Regions from separate parts of the Homo sapiens genome. Here region 2 is linked to region 1. A link is a loop called in an ENCODE intact Hi-C map of the cell type or tissue named here. Cell type or tissue: Caco-2. All regions are shown on one strand. Each heading gives the region's core, and the rest is flanking DNA. Links, peaks and the distances in the headings are about the cores only.

Region 1 (8,134 bases), core at 3,342-5,841:
CATGTGTGTTGCCTTTGTAACTTAGAACAGTAGTTCTTGTTGATAGCTTGTATACATCTGTCTCTTACCTCCTGACTCATCTCAGGCTGGTCTACCTGCTGCTCCTTCCCAGGAACCACTGGCAATTTTGAGACTCAACATACTCACTCACTACTGCTGGCACCAGCACACCTTTATTTGATATTCCATGCCATATCTCTCAATTTTATTTTTAAGGTATAATGAGGAGAACCACCAATTTCAATCTGGCATTTACCTCTGGCTTTGAGAGGTAAAAATGTTAGCTAATTAGATAAGTGTTCAGTAATTAATTACCACAGTGAATTAACTAGGTTGATTAACATGTCTGTTTCCGGTGCAGATTCAGTCAACCAGTGATCTTGATCACTAACAGTGCCAGGTAATGCCATCTAAGATTTATGGACCCCATGTAACAACTCGGTCAGACATTTAGGCAAGTAATTGTCATTTGGATGAAGTTCAGAATAATCTTGTGGAATCTATAAAAGTTGATGAAAGTAGAATACTAGTTAATGCCTTCTGGGCAGTCTTAAATTATTCTCCCCACCTTTCAATCTTCTCAAGACTCGATCCTGCTCTTATGGTAGGTTGTTTCTCAGCAATGCTTTTTGATTGACTGTATTGCAAAAGGCCAGTCACCTGAAGAGCAGGGGAAAAGGTTTCGTTTTTAAAAATTATGCACACAGGAGTGCACAAGGCAAACTCAGACCTGGCCACTGGGTAATTTGCAAACAAAGGCTGTGTGCCAGGCACAGCCCATGACTCAGTCCAGCCTTGTGATCAGGAGGGTCTTGCATCAGATCTGCCAAATCCATGCTCCATGGTGTCTTGCCTGAGACAAAACACTTCACTTCCTACCGTCTTCCTTTATGATGCTGGCACTATTACATTCTCAATTCCATTACAGTTTTCTATCTGGCTTAATTTTGTCCCTGAACCTCTAATATTAGAAAAAGAAAGCACAGTCTTGATGTACAACTGGATAGCATTTAGGCCTCCCTGAGACCATGCTTTTGTGCTCTTTCCCTGCCTGCTAGACTAGCCCTGGGACCAGAGTCTCAATTCTTAGATGTCTCTCCATGGGGTATCAGCAAAGGTTGTATTGGTTCACCTGAGGCTGCAGCAGGCACCCCTTCCCAGAAGACACTGCCCCTTACACATGCACACACACACTAGCCTCACAGCCTATGGGAGTAGGGGTGTCAACGCACAGCAAAGTCCTCACATCTCCTCCTTCTTTGGCGGGTCTCAGAGTGGGGATGGGGTAACCAAGAGCCCTTTCCTCCTGCCACATCAGATTCCCTGGCTCTTCCATTCAGCCCATAGCACCAGCAATGGCTTGAGAGAGCTCCAAAAATGTCCTAAGCTATCCATTCTGAGGCTAAGCAGTTTATATTTTCATTTATTCATTCAATAAATATTAACTGAGCATACACCATGCTCCAGGAAGTCTAGGAAGTGCTGAAGATAAAGGCATGAAAAAGACAGTTCTTGCTTCTTTTCTTCCACAAAAATATTGACATTCCATGAATAAAGAAAACGCAAGTTACCACACTCCTCATACTAACCTTCTGTATGTTAAAACACATATACTAAGTGTAAATTCAGCATTCTCTCCTTCGTGACAAATAACTAAAACTAATTAAAGATCTTTTGATCTTTCCTTGAGTGTTTATTTTCCAATACATAGGTTATAGGTGCCTCAAAACCTTTGTATAAAAGGGGAGCTATTAAGAGTGTACAATTTTTTATGGTATAGATGTGTTATAGTTTAACATTATTACATATACGTGCAAAGAAAATGTACAGTATTTTCTATTAGCTATCCAGTCTTTCTCAGTATACGCACCCTCCTGGAAGATAGAGCAGAGGACAGTGTTTTTAAACTTGCCAATTAACAGCATCTCTGTCTTTGGTTTAAATAGTCTCATTTAGATGATTTATTTTCTTTTAGATACGCGTTCATCCAATTTCTTCCTTGTGCCCACTGCTCCCATCTGAGGTGACACGTACAAAATGGAATGGTGGGGATGAGCAAGGAGCAAGAGAAGGGCTCCTGGATCCATGTGCTCATTTCCTTGTATTATCCCTTGGCTCTATGTGATGATGCAGCTCAGGCATTGTCCGCTGTTTTCTCATAAGGGACCTGTGGCTACTTAGGTGTAGTCTATGGGTCCTTGAATGCGCTCACTGAGATGCAGCTGGCCCCATCTGGCCCTAAGGGAGCATTATGCTGGCCCTCCCCCTCACCATCTTGGATGCAGGCCTAAGCTGAATATGGAAATTCTCCTAGAGAATCACAACCTTTCTTAGGCTGCCTCGAAGGATGCAGGCCTCTGGCTGCAGTGTTCTCAGGCTGGCCTATGCCTAGTTGGATAGGGATAGCACCCTCCTCCTTTATTTTCACCCCCAAGGGTGGGTGGTCACCGCAGACCTTGGCCTGCCTCTTGCACCATTTCTCCTGCCCTCTTACTCTCATAATTAAAAGAGGAGACCCTCTTTGTACTTTTTCTCTCTGTCTTATGTGAATTTCCCTTATATCCTATCCTGAGTTCTCTCTGGTTTCTAGCAATCTCCGTGTTCAAGTCCAGACCTAGGTTTTTTTGTGTTAATGACAGTATAAACATATCTAAAATCTTTATTTTTCCTCACATTGCCTTATTAGGGACTCATAATTGCTATTGAAAGAATTCTAATTTCCTACTCTAACTCCCATTCCCCAGCAGATAGACGGGAGTGTGCACTATGAAAAAGGCCATGTATACAGAAAAGAAAAAAAGAGATTAGTATTAGGTTTCAAAGTACTATATTATAATTATAAGCAAGAATGATATCCCTAGGACAAATGCTACAACCCTACGGTGTTTGTTTTGCTCTTTTTTGGAGGGTGTTTCCCTCCACAATTCTGTCAAAATGCACTGCTGTTCTAGGCAGGGCCAGGCAGAGGGGTGGCAGCTGAATGTTTGCACAGATACCTTCCCCCGAGGGTTGGTGTAGTGGAGGCTGACCCATGCTGAGGCCCTGGGGAGGATTGCAGCATCCCCTAATCCTTGCAAAGGACTGCAAGCTCCTGTTTCCAGTCTCAGGAGATGTGGTTATGTTGTAAAAGTTTTAATAATTGTGTATGAGATTTAGAAATACAAAACAATGACATATTTTCCAGGACCCACAAGGCATTGACATCTGGAATCTTTATAAAGTTGAAATTTGCCTGAGGAAAATTTCTTGATTGACGAAATTTATTTTTTACCAGAATTATATACACACTCTCTCTATATATATATATATAGAGAGAGAAACCAGGAATTTCTCTTTGGACAATGATTAAAGTTAAGAAAATAACAAGTTTCAAATTGCGTGAACATTTATTTATAGGCTTTTGTAGGGGTTTGAGTAAGGAGGACTTGACTATTGTCAGCCATTCCAGAAAGGGTCTGTCTCCAGGTAAATGGAAACGCCACATAAGAAGTGTCATACTTATCATGCAGTAAGTGATTATTAAGCACCTACTATGTGCTAAGTTTGTTAATGCTCGAAGATGAGTAATGACTTACTTTATTTTATTTTTTTCTGGTTCATATTTTTTATCATGTTTTTAAAACTATAAAATATTTAATATATATTACAAAGTATTCAGAAAAATTTAACATGTTCTTTTCTACCAGACTTAATATTAATTTGAAAACATTAAAATTAATCCATGTACAGTTGAAGATTTATCCAATCTCATTTCCTTCCCTTTCTCCCCAGATAAGTAAACATAACCCTAAATTTGGGAAGTATACTTCTGGTTCAAGTGTTTTATAAGTTGAAGTATAGATGATAAAAAAATAGTTTTGGTTCTTCTGCTTAAAAATTTTACCTTAATACTATCCCACTCTACCTTCCTTTACAACTTTGTTTTCAAAAATTTAATATTATATATGCAATGATATCAAATTATTGTTAGGCATAGGTCTAATTCATCAGATTACCATATAGTGATCTGTTATATGACATTACAGCAATTTATCCATTCTCCTATTGATGGCCACTTATTGTTTATTATATTTATTTATTTATTTATTTTTGAGACAGAGTCTTGCTCTGTCAGCTAGGCTGGAGTGCAGTGGTGCAATCTCAGTTCACCGCAACCTCCGCTTCCCAGGCTCAAGCAATTCTCCTGCCTCAGCCTCCTGAGTAGCTGGGATTACAGGCCTGTGCCACCATGCCCAGCTAATTTTTGTATTTTTAGTAGAGACGGGGTTTCACCATGTTGGCCAGGCTGGTCTCGAACTCCTGACCTCAGGTAATCCGCCTGCCTTGGCCTCCCAAAGTGCTGGGATTACAGGCGTGAGCCACCACACCTGGCCCACTATTTTATTATTTTTTAATAATGGTCTTTGTTCTCAGCCTGTTTTTTCTGGCAACATCCAAATGAAAAGAACTTTACTTACAACTTCCCTGGCTTTTCTGGTGGCCTTTCTTATCACGAGCCTGACTCCCACAGTGTGACCAAAGCGTAAATTCACTGTTTTCTAATGGCTGACCTTAAGCCAACACCAGAGCCTCAGAGTCAACAGAAAACTCTGAACAGCCAGCAAAGGTCATCAGTGCCTCTAGTGGCCTGGTCAACAGAGGGCCTTAAGACTGAAAAACCCTTGACTTCTGCATGTACTTGACTTCAATTTTTAGGATGTTTCTGTTCTTAATGATGTTTGAGAAAATATGAGGCACCGCGTGTCTAACAAAAATTCAAGAAAAGCTATTTCATTGGAAATAAAGCATATTTTAAATCAATACCAGTAGGGAATAAAATGTAAAAGCTTTTGTCTAAGCTCGAAATAACCACATTCAACTCAGAATAGAAATCTGAAGGATAAGGAAAAATAATGAAAAAAAAAACAGGAAGAATGTCAGTAACAACAGTGGCTAATAGCATTACTCCAGGCCAGGCTTTGGACTAAACAGTTCGACTCCGTATCTCATTTCATCCTCACAACACGTCTGTGAGATAGGTATTATTATTTCCCCAATTTTCAGATGAGGAAATGGAAGCCTAGAGAGGTTAAATCAAATGCCTGAGATCCTATAGTGAGTAAATGGAGATTGGAGTTCAGATCTAGATCTGTGCAGCCACAAAACCATGAAAACTCTTTCTACTCTGCTTCTGGTACATGGTGGAGTCCATTAAAGAAGACAAAGTCCAAGGAGAATGGCCTCAACAAGAGAAGGGAATTTGATCTGGGTGTTGAAGGTGAAGTAGGACTGGGATGTAAGGAACATCTCTCTGCCACATTTTACCCTGCTAGTCATCAGGTTGTTGATTTAACTCATTTATAGGAAAAGAGGGCACAGTTAAACCATAGCAGCTGTGTGTTCTTTGAATGCTGATGAACAAGATGGCCCCATCAAAATGATGGCCCAGTCCTAAAGCTGATTTTAAAGTCATCTCATTGCCAAATTTTAAATTGACCCTTAAAATGTCTCTCACACACACTTTACGATTAACTCATCTCAGGCTCATCACTTCCCTATGATTTTACCCAAATAGCAGGGCCCAACTCACCACCCTGTCTGGAGCAATTTCTGTCTGCCCCTGAGCTGTCCCTGAAATATTAGTTAAAGGGTATGAGGGCTGAGAGGCTCTGTTTCTGCTGGTCTCCTAGCCTGGCTTCCTCACTGCCTGTGACTGGCCATTCTGGTGACTTCAAGCCTTGGAGATTAAAGCCCGTGTTAGTCTTTCAGCACCTGATGAAAGCGCTTAACCAGATCATGAAGTACATTGGGAAATCAGCCTCCACAGCTGGAGGAAGCTCTGTGAGTTTGACAAACCCCACACTGAAGGGAGAGGGGGTGATTTTCCTGGGAACTCAAGGAAGGTTCAGTCCTAACCTCTAACACACACCACAGATTATTACTGCTGCTGCCCAAGAGGGCTCAGATGGGAAAATAATGCTAATACATTGTGGAGGTGGTGAATTCTAGGCCCCCAAAGTCATGAAATTTCAAAGCTGACTGATTCTAATTTAGGTTTAGCTGAGTGAAAGAGAACAGTATGTTTTATGGAACTCTCTTAACATTACTAAGTGCAATATATTGAGTTAACCATTAATTTTTTTTCTAAGGAAGTAGAAAACCTTGGTTGTATAATCATGGTCACATTGACATTTCTGTAAATGCTTCACCTTAGGCATGTCATGACTTTTCAAAAATGTTATTCTTTTGAACACTTTACTTGGTTTTTTATTTAAAGTAACTAAACAGAAAATACTGTTGCTGTGGTGATTGTTAGGTCTTTGTGACTACTTCATGTTAGTTACTATAGTTAAAATTTTTAATTTTAAAACATTTAAACATAAAGGTACAGATATATTAGATGCCTGTGTAGTTACTACCCAAATTTAACAATTGTTACATTTTGCCATATTTAACACATTTTTTTTTAAAGGAAAGATTTCATTAAAGCCCTGTCACCTTCCTTACTTTAGATTACCTTCACTTTCTTCCTGAAGGTAATCACTGTCCTAAAGGTGAAGAGTTGGTAGGTATGCTTTTGGGGTATATGTTAAAACTCGTACTTATAAGTATGTACTTAATAACTACATGAGCAGGTTTAAGGTGTGTGCGTGTGTGTATGTATATGGTATATGTATATATATGGTAGATATGTATATATAAGAATCATATGTATATATAATATATGGCATATATATATAAATGTAACATATACTATATATATATTTTTAAAACTGGCTTTTTTATGTTGCTTCCAATTTTTTCCTGTAAACATCCTTATGGGTATCTTCTTGTGTATGCACATAAGAGTTTCTCTAATGTGTGGTAATAATATGTTTGCATGTATTCAGTTTTACTAGATAGTATTACATTGCCCTACCTAATAGTTTTACCAAGTTACACTTTTGTCAACAGTGTATAATAAACCCCATTTCCCCATATTGTTGCCAATAAATCTGATGTTGTTAGCCTTATAATTCTTTTGTTAATGTGATGACTGTAAAATGGTATCTCTTTGCTTTATTTCATTTCCCTGATTACTAGTGAGATTAAACGCCTTTATATATGTTTGGCAGTCTTTCAGCTTTCTTCTCCATTCTTTGCCCGTATTTTCTTTTGGGTATTTTATTTTTGTCTTACTAATTTGTAGGAGATTTTTATATATGATGAATACTGATCCTTTGTTGGTTATATATATTGTCCTTTACTTCCAAACTTTCCATGTCATTATGTTTTAGGAGTGTATCAGGTAAACAATACATCAATGGATTTTCAAAAAGTTGTCTTTTATCTATGTTTAATACATTTACAAATACTGTGATTCCTGATATATTTTTACTCCTTTCTTCTTATTTTTTTTCTAATTGTGTGTGTGTGTGTGTGTGTGTGTGTGTGTGTGTATGTTTCTTTTTACCGCCTTCCTACATTCTATAGAATGATTAAGTTCTCTGTGCTGGGCGCAATGGCTCACGCCTGTAATCCCAGCACTTTGGGAGGCTGAGGTGGACAGATTACTTGACGTCAGGAGTTTGAGACCAGCCTAGCCAATGTGGTGAAACCCCATTTCTACTAAAAATACAAGAATTAGCCAGTCATGATGGCGTGCACCTGTAGTCCCTACTTCTGGGGAGGCTGAGGCACGAGAATCACTTGAACCCGGGAGGCGGAGGTTGCAGTGAGCCGAGATCATGCCACTGCACTCCAGCCTGGGTGGCAAAGTGAGAAAAAAAAATGATTACATGATTCTTTGCAGACCCCATTTCCCTCTGTTATTTTGGAAGTTATATATTTTATTTCTATTCTTTCAATAGTTACCCTTACATTTCAACAAGCATACTTAATACAATTCAAAGCTAATTAATACCTATACTCTTCTGCATAACACAAGCAACTTGGAACAATTTAACTCTAATTACTACTTCACATTTTGGTATAAAGTAACTTAATCTATCTTGTTTTCATCCCTTCCTCCCTTTTAGTCTTATGGTTACCACTTTGTTGATAGTTAATAATAATTTACATTATCCATGTCTGCCAATGTCTTTGATCACAATTGCTTCTCAGATCTCCTTCCTTCTGGGTTTCTTTCTTTCTAAAGTACATTATATAATAGTTC
Region 2 (8,134 bases), core at 3,498-5,997, 88 kb before region 1:
TAGCTAATAATCCCAAATGTGAAGTCACCTCAATCAGTTACTTAAGCATATACATGATTTTCTTGGCCCCAGGAAGTTCTATTGCTCAAAGTTTCATATTTTATGAGTGCTTTCCTTAGGTTTTTAAGTAGCTGAAATGACCAACTCCTCTATAAATATTGCAGGCTAAAATTGTTGCAGCCATCTTATAAGACATTAAACATTGGGAGCTTGATTGTCTGCTTTTGGATTGGAGTGGACCCCAAATAATTGAGCAGACATGATCTTAGCTCTGTCCATGGTACCCAGGGTACCATAGTGGCTCATCTCTAACAGCATGTAAGGAGGCCGTCTGGCTTTCTATTTAGATATGTCATCAGGTTGGTTCCTAACTTTGCACAAGAAGATGTCAAACTTATACCCAACTCAGATGCCCTTAAAGCAGCAGTTCTTTATTTAACCAGCAATGTAATATAGTTACACTTGAGAGATTTGTTTGAGGGTAATCCTGAACTTACATAAAGAACAAATAAAAGCTCAAAGGATCTGGGACTTTGAGGGAGGTGGAGGCTGCAGATATTTGTGCACTGATTGTAGTTGAAGTCAGATTTCTCAGAAGTAGTTTTTAAATTGAGAAAAGAAGAGGATTCATGTTGGAACTTTGGGTAGACAGACGAGGAGAAGCTGGTAAAAGGAATGAAGAGAAAGCAGTGCAAGAGATAGGAAGCACATTCCAAGAAGAAGGTATCATCAGTACCAGGCATTGCAGACAGGTCACATTGAAGGAGCTCTGAAAGACGGCTCTGAGTTTGCAATTTTGAGTCACTGGTGTTATTGGGGAAAGTAGTTTCCATAGAGTGGAGTGGACAGAGGCCAGACTGCAGGATGGTTTGGACTAAATGAGAAGTGAAGAGCTGGAGACAGAAAGTATGGCTTCCTCAGTTAAGAAATTTTCCAGTAAAAAGAATGAAAGAAAAAAAGATGGTGTCTGAAAAGGGAGCCAGAGTTGAGAGATACATCCCTCCACCCCATTTGAATAAGTTTGTACGTAGAGGAAAGAGAACCATGGAAGGTGGTTGGTTAGAGAGAGAGAGAGACTGAAGAATTAAGAAAGAAAGAAGTTCACTTCTGGAGCAAGATCCTAGCAGCAACTAGATTTATAGGATTAGGAGCCCAGATTTAAGGAGCAAAGGATGGATGAAGATGAGTTTTGACAAGGTTGGAAGCGGCAAAGCATATTGAGGAAATGAATGCTCTTTTCAGTGGAGCAGGTGAGGTTCTCCACTAAGAGGGAGAGTTAGCCATGATGTAGAAATTCAAGGAGAACATCAAGCAGCTGGGGAGAGAATAAATAATTCTGGAGCAGTGTTGAATGTCCAGTTAAGGATCAACTTCATTAGTACATAATAATTTCAACAAAGAATTAGAGTTGGATATTGGCAGGGTAGATGAGAAAGAAAAGGCAAGATAATTAAAGGATGCTGTTGACAATGCCTTTGAAGAGATAGACCCAGGGCTCCAAAGCTGGGGAGAGAATGAGATAAAGCCTGACTGGTTCTTGTAGCCTGGGAGAAAAGGCAAAACTAGAAAAAAAATTTCAGGAGGGAAGGCCTAACCTGGGACCTAGCAAGATTTCCATTGTTCAATGGTATTTAAGTTAATAAATGAGAAGTGAAGAGCTGGAGACAGAATGTATGGCTTCCTCAGTTAAGAAATTTTGCAGTAAAAGGAATGAAAGAAAAAAAGACGGTATCTGAAAAGGGAGGCAGAGTTGAGAGATACATCCCTCTACCCGATTTGAATAAATTTATATGTAGAGGAAAAAGAACCGTGGAAGGTGGTTGGTTATTAATTTAAGCTAATAAATATTGTTGAACAATGGAAATCTTGCTAAGCTCAAGTCACAGATTGAGTAAGGTTAAATGGGTGACAGTGTCAGAAGGGTGACAGGCAATCCATGTGAATGACGCTTCCTAGACTTGTGCAGCATACAGCCTTTCTAAGTCTATGCCATGACCCCAGACCTGGAGGCATATAACGGGAATCCTCAGTTCAAGGTGTTGGCAGGGGAACAGTTCTAGGTGATGACAATTCTAAGTTCAGTCTAAGGAAAAGTTTGCTGAAGTAGGGATGGAGTTAATGGTGCTGGAAATCAAGAGACTGTGTGGGCAGAGTTGAGTAAATATTGGACACTGACCCAGCCAGTCAGTAGTTAATTCCAAGAACCATAGAACAGACAGGATGGTATCATCCCAAAGTCAATGTGTACAACTTTCTGGAATTGTCACTGAGGAGCCAGAAAAACTCAGCCTCCTCTCTGCAGGTACCCTCTATTTTAAGAGGTTGCAATAAAAGTAGTGGCACCTGGGAAGCACTGGTTTTCAATTAAGGCAAATCATTGAAAGCAGCGACTGAGAATGGGGTCAGGTGTGGCTGAGTGTTCCAGTGGAGGAAGTATTTTATCACTAACATTATTTAAACTATTGGGGCATGGTGATTTTTTAAAAAGGTTTTTGTCCGTTTATTATTTTTAAATTCTCTATAAACAATGAGCCCCATTTGGAATGTTATTGGAAAGGAGTAGTTGAGGAAAATGTTGAAGATATGTAAAGATATAAAAGGATTACAGAAGGTCAGGTAGAAAGAGGAATGGTTCAGAAAAAGAAGAATAAATAAGTTGTGGCAGAAATAGTTTTTTGGATTAGTTTGGGGAATGAGCTAATATGATATTTGCAACACTCTTCCAGTGTCTCTCTCTTCACAGCTTGTCCTCCTTTCAACATGGGACTCCCAGATTGAAGTCCTTGTTTGTATCTCTCACTTCCAGCTCACCTGAACTCAAACAGCAGGCTTAGAACTGATTAAAATCAACAGGAAAATGTGCTCTTATTTATGGATTTTTGCTTCCATTGTGATAAGATATCCAACCCTTGGAGCTGCCGAAATAATTCTCAAAGAAGGTGGTTCATATCTCTATTTAAAGGCTGAGACGCCTTCGAGTTATTTCCTCTTCCTTTGATTTTACTGAATAGACCCTTTAAATATCGGCCAGTAGCCTGAGGTTTTCAGCTGTCATCAGGATACACCAGTGTTTTGTCCATCAGAGGGAAAGAAAGAGGTTCAGTAATAGCCATTATTGCAACTGCCCATCACCAGCACTTATCCAAGCCTGAGAAGGCTCTGGTCTCTGAGAGAACCTGTCATCCATGTGTGTCAGGGCCATAGGGGCTGGGAAAGAATGGGGTTGAAAGGTCCTGCTCTGGAATGTCAATAATACCAAGCAAGAATTTCTAGTTTGGAACAGTCCTGAGGCATATAACTGCAATGTTTAGCACAGGCAAACAGAAATAAGCCCTGTCTAGGTAGTAACTTGTAACTGGTTTTGTCTTGATAACAATAGTCAGGTAAAGTCCTTTTAATCTGTATATTTATCTATGCTGTAGTTCTCAAAGTGTGGTCCCCAGACCAGCACAATCAGCATCACCTGGAAACTTGTCAGAAATGCAGATTTGGGGGCTCCGCTTGACAACTACTGAATCAGAAACTTTGGAGCTGGCCCAGAAGTCTGAGGTTTAACCAGTCACACAGGTGATTTTGATGTACGCTCATTTGAGAATGACTAAGCTATGTAGCATTGGTTCTCATCCCAGGCTGCTCATTAGAATCATCTAGTGGAACTTTCAACAAAATACAGTACTTGGGCCTGACTACTAGATTCTGATGTAATTATTCTGGAGCGAGGCCTTGGCATTGCAAGTCATTTTACAAGTTTCAGTGATTGAGAACCATGATTCTGTAGCAATCTGAAAAGGGGCTCTGTAATTTGGAAGTTTATGAATAAATTCAAAAACTATTAAGAACAATTTTGTGATTTTACTACAGTGTTCATTTAGGCATGCTTATACATAACAGACCACAAATTATGTAAACTCAACAGAGTAGGGACTTCTTTCCTCTGTTTTATTTCCCCCCACTATTATAACCTGAGCACCTAGAACAGTGCTTGACACATAGTAGGTGCTTAAGTAACTCTATGTTGACTAATTTAACTAATTAATCAATTAAAAGATGGGGTTCCAATAGCTTCACAAAGGAACCAGGAAGCTCTCTGAGCTGAACAATGGTCTCTGTTTGGGGCTGGCAAGGGTTCATCTTTTCTGATTCTGCAGAGACCCTGTGAGTTTTCTTTGTTCTTGCCTCATGCCAATCTGTACCAGGATGTCAGTGTCTTGTGTCAGGATTCACATTCCTGTTTGCAGAAATTGGTCTTTGCTTATGCCCTTAGCCAGAATCCCCACTGAGTGGAGACTCCCAGCCCGTGTGGTTAGAGGAGTGATGCCTTTCAATGTGAATGTCTTCCTGTGCAATTTCCATTCTTTTCTTTGGGCAGACTTCTCCCCTCCACTTGAAACGTGTTGGCACCTGGCCTGCCTGCTTTGATCTGCACATTCTTCCCTGTTGGGGTGACCTGTAGTTAATGAAGGGGTCCCCTCTGCTTAGTAGGAAGAACAACCTCCTGAGTAAAATCTGAGCCAAAAATGAATTTCCCAACAGGCAGAAACAGGTTCCCCGTGATGCTGCCACTGAAACACCTGATAGTAGCACCTCCAGCACATGCCTGTTTAAAGATTTCTTGTTGCATATTGACTAAGCCACATGACTTAAACACTAAGTAGCAAGTTTGATTATAAACTGCCTTTAATTCAGTAGGGCAAATTACTTGCCTGAAATGTTAGGTGGTAGGGGGAGTTCCATACTAGTTAGAGACCCTAATGAAGATACGTCTTTATGCTCCATTTTATTGCTTAAGTTTTTTGTTTGTTTCTTTGTTTGTTTTAAATTGTAGAACTTGCCACTATTGACCATTTGTCAGAAGTCTTTTTCCCCCTTGGTGGCTGTAGCTTCTTTTGAGAGGAAAGTTAGCTGTGACTCCAGATAAAAGGGAGATCAAGATTTGGTACTTATCATTTTGCCCGGTTCTCACTGAAGTTTCAGTGAAGCCCAGGGAAGCTGTTACTACGGATCAAGGTGTTTCCAAACATTTGCATTTGTATACTCATTTCTTAGAGTGCTGTGCACACATTAAAATGTCTCATAAATGATACATAAATTCTCCATTTCTACATGAAAGCATACTGTCCCTTCAACTACACTCAGGCCTGGAGGCTTAAATAAAATCCTTTCCAGATTATTGTTAGTGCTGTGCCGGATTCTGCAGCAGCTGTTGCTTTTGAACAATATGATGCTTCTCCTCCCCCAAGAGAAGTCGAAAATGCCTCTTTTGCAGCACTTTCAACCTTTGTAGACTCAGGGAGCATATAATAGACTGAGAAATGAACCCAAGACGGTTTCTGTTTGGGAATTCAGTGCACAACTTAAAAACTATTGAGTTTAGCCACTTCCTGACATTGACTTTCATAGCAACAGTTTAATTTGGAGAAAATCTGCTACCTCAAGTGGCTAAAAGTATTTATGTGGAAAAATTTCCAAATGATTGACTTTACTGTGTTGCTATTTTCTTTCCCCATGAATATGTGAGTATTTGGCTTCCTCCCAGGAGTTTTTCTGCATCACTTCTCTTTAGGCAAAGAAAATTTTCTATCCAGAGTAGAAGAAGCACCAAGAGTTTCTCCTTTTTTAAGTGAAGTATTATTGAGTTTAAACCATAGCATCTGTAAAAATGAAGAATTTGAGTGTGTCTCCTAAGTCCTGAAATTTTTTCATGGCCAATCCTTCAGGCAGTCAGAGTAACCTTGATCATCACTTTGGAGCCAATGCAACTGTGGTCGGCTCTGTGCACCCTCCAGCTCCGCCTTGTCTCTCGCCTCTCCATTTGCATCAGTTTTGCTGCAGGACTTGTTTGTCTCCATGCCCTCTCTTACTGCCTTACCTCACCTCATCCACCTCTGTGGGATGTTCTCACCAAGGTCACCAATGACTCCCTGTTGTTTAACCCAATCATTATTTTGCACTAGAATTGATCTTTCTGTAGCATTTGATGTTGTTGACCCCATTTTCCCTAACATCTTAGGACCACTTATCCTCCTCACTTCCCTAAATGGTTTCCTCTCCTTCTTTCCCTTTCCTAAGTGTTGTTTCCTTAGGAATCAATCCCAGGCCTACCTCTCTTCTTACTCTACACTCTTTTTCTAGATGGTGGCATCTGCCTTGTGGCTTCAATTCCGTTCTACTGGTAAAGACTCCCCATGTATTTCTCCAGCCCAGATCTTGTGAAGACAGGTCTGTGTTCAAACTGAACTTAATTCTTTCACCTCCCTGTTTCTCATGTGAGTTCCCAGTCTTAGGGAGGAACACCCCTGTTCACTGTGTAAGAGAAAATTTCCTCTATCTCTTTCCCTCTCCCATAAAATAAATGAAAACTTTCTGTTGATTTTTATTTTCTACATGTCCTTTAAATCCCTATCTTTTCCCAACCTCCTATGAGTACTCTTCCCCCATCCTAGATCAGGAGGCCTTCCATTCCCATCTGGATTGCTCATCTCTAGTCTTGCCTCCCAACAACCCATCCTGCATATCACAGCAGATACTTCTCCCTGATCAAAACCTCTCATGCTTTCAAAACCCCCACAGTCCAGCCCCTCTTGCTTCTCTAGCTTCAGTTCTTGGCCCTCTGCACCTTATTTTGCTCATTTTTGGTTATTCTGAATGTCTTTTAAGACATACCTGCTCACTCTCACCTCTGGGCCTTCAAATGCTACTTTTTTGTCTGAATCATTCTTTCTATTCTCTCCCCTCCTGGTGCATTCCTGCTCCTTCTTTGGATCTTAAATTCAGAGTACTTCCTCCTATTATAGATACTGCCCTAAAAGCCCCAAGTCTGGGAAAGCTGTCTTTCCCATGGTCTCTGCCCCATTGTCCCATCAGAGCACAAGCTGCCCTGTATCATAATTGCCTGGGTCTTTGTATCTACATTGGATTGTCAGTTCTTCGAGGACAGGAGCATGTCTCCCATGTTGACGTTGTATCACCAGTGCCTAACACAGCCCTTGATGCATGGCAGGTGCTCAACAAATACCTGTTAAATAAATGAATAAGCCTCAAAGTAAATGATGAGTCAGCCTTCTCTACCACACAAGTACAAATGCCTTTCTCTCATTTGCAATTTCTTCCTCACTAGTCAAGCTCCCCTGACTGTAACAACTATTACTTTTCCACAAAACAGACAAAAACTTTGTTGCAGACAAAGCAACCTATATATCCCAAAGGAAGAGAAACTTTCCAAAGGTTCTGAGAATTAGCATATGGTAATTGTCAAATCCCAGGGTATTTTTTAATTGAACCTTCACAGTAGTTCACTTAGCTTGTACTCAGTGCTTAAATTGAGTAGAACCTCATTAGGGAGGTTGTGTCATGTCATGCCTTAGTGAAAGTGGAGAGAATGAGAAATAGAGCTTTCCATGACATGGAGGCGTGAGAGAAAGGGAGCATTCTGGTTTGTGGGCTCTTTAATCTATGTGTCTTGACTATATTGACTCCTGATTTTGGCAAGAACACTCATGGCCATCAAAGGAGGTTAGGATTTTCCTTCTAAATCTCATTCTGGGTTTTGTATTCCACAAGGATCCACTGTGTGCTTCCCTCCTTTCCTCTCCTGTGTCTCTCCTTTCATGACAGACTCATGAGCAACCTGTTTCTGGGGTATTCCTCCCCAGGAGCATGTCTTCCTAAGGGAACCCTGTGGCTGCAGCCTCAGCCACCAGTACTTGCCTGGGCTTCTCTGTCACTCATCATTCACTTGTTCTGTTCTTGCCACCCTGAGCTCTTCCCCTCTCGTGGCCTCCATGACTAGGTCAAGGCAAGTGAGGGCCACTCTCAGATGCCAGCCCTGCACTTGCTGTCTCTGCCTGGAATCCTAATCCTCAAGACCCTGCTCAGATACTGCCTCCTCCGTGAAGCTCTTGCTAAGTTTAGCCAGCCCCTCCCACAGTGCAGTGATTGGTCATCTCACCTTTCTCCAAATTCTCAGTGGCTCTTATTTGTACGTCTCTTAAGATCACATGTCTATGCTTCTATTTCTTTATATCCATAAAATGGAATTAAAAAATGGCAACCCAGCATGTGATTGTTGTGAGGTCTAAATGACCTAAAACATATAAAGCACTTAGCACAAGACCTGATGCAGGGTGAACACGCA

Evidence for each region. Peaks named below come from ENCODE experiments on the same cell type or tissue, not always from the same donor. Only the 100,000 strongest peaks of a DNase experiment are listed, where the experiment ranks them.
Region 2: it touches region 1 in a loop (13-fold over the local background); 2 of 110 quality-filtered maps call a loop at or near these places.

The regions. Positions count from the first base shown.
Region 1 is chr2:158,092,556-158,100,689 of GRCh38, reverse strand. It overlaps a transcript of UPP2 not described here. Among named protein-coding and RNA genes, the nearest start is that of UPP2, 5.3 kb to the left of the region's middle. In Caco-2, for the core only: no CTCF peak of the experiment used is centred there; DNase peaks (open chromatin) are centred at 4,559 and 5,820.
Region 2 is chr2:158,180,242-158,188,375 of GRCh38, reverse strand. The region is part of intron 11 of CCDC148 (coiled-coil domain containing 148); the gene reads left to right. All of the region lies in intron 3 of CCDC148-AS1 (CCDC148 antisense RNA 1), which reads right to left. Among named protein-coding and RNA genes, the nearest start is that of CCDC148-AS1, 18 kb to the right of the region's middle. RefSeq lists a silencer at 173-373. In Caco-2, for the core only: no CTCF peak of the experiment used is centred there; no DNase peak of the experiment used is centred there.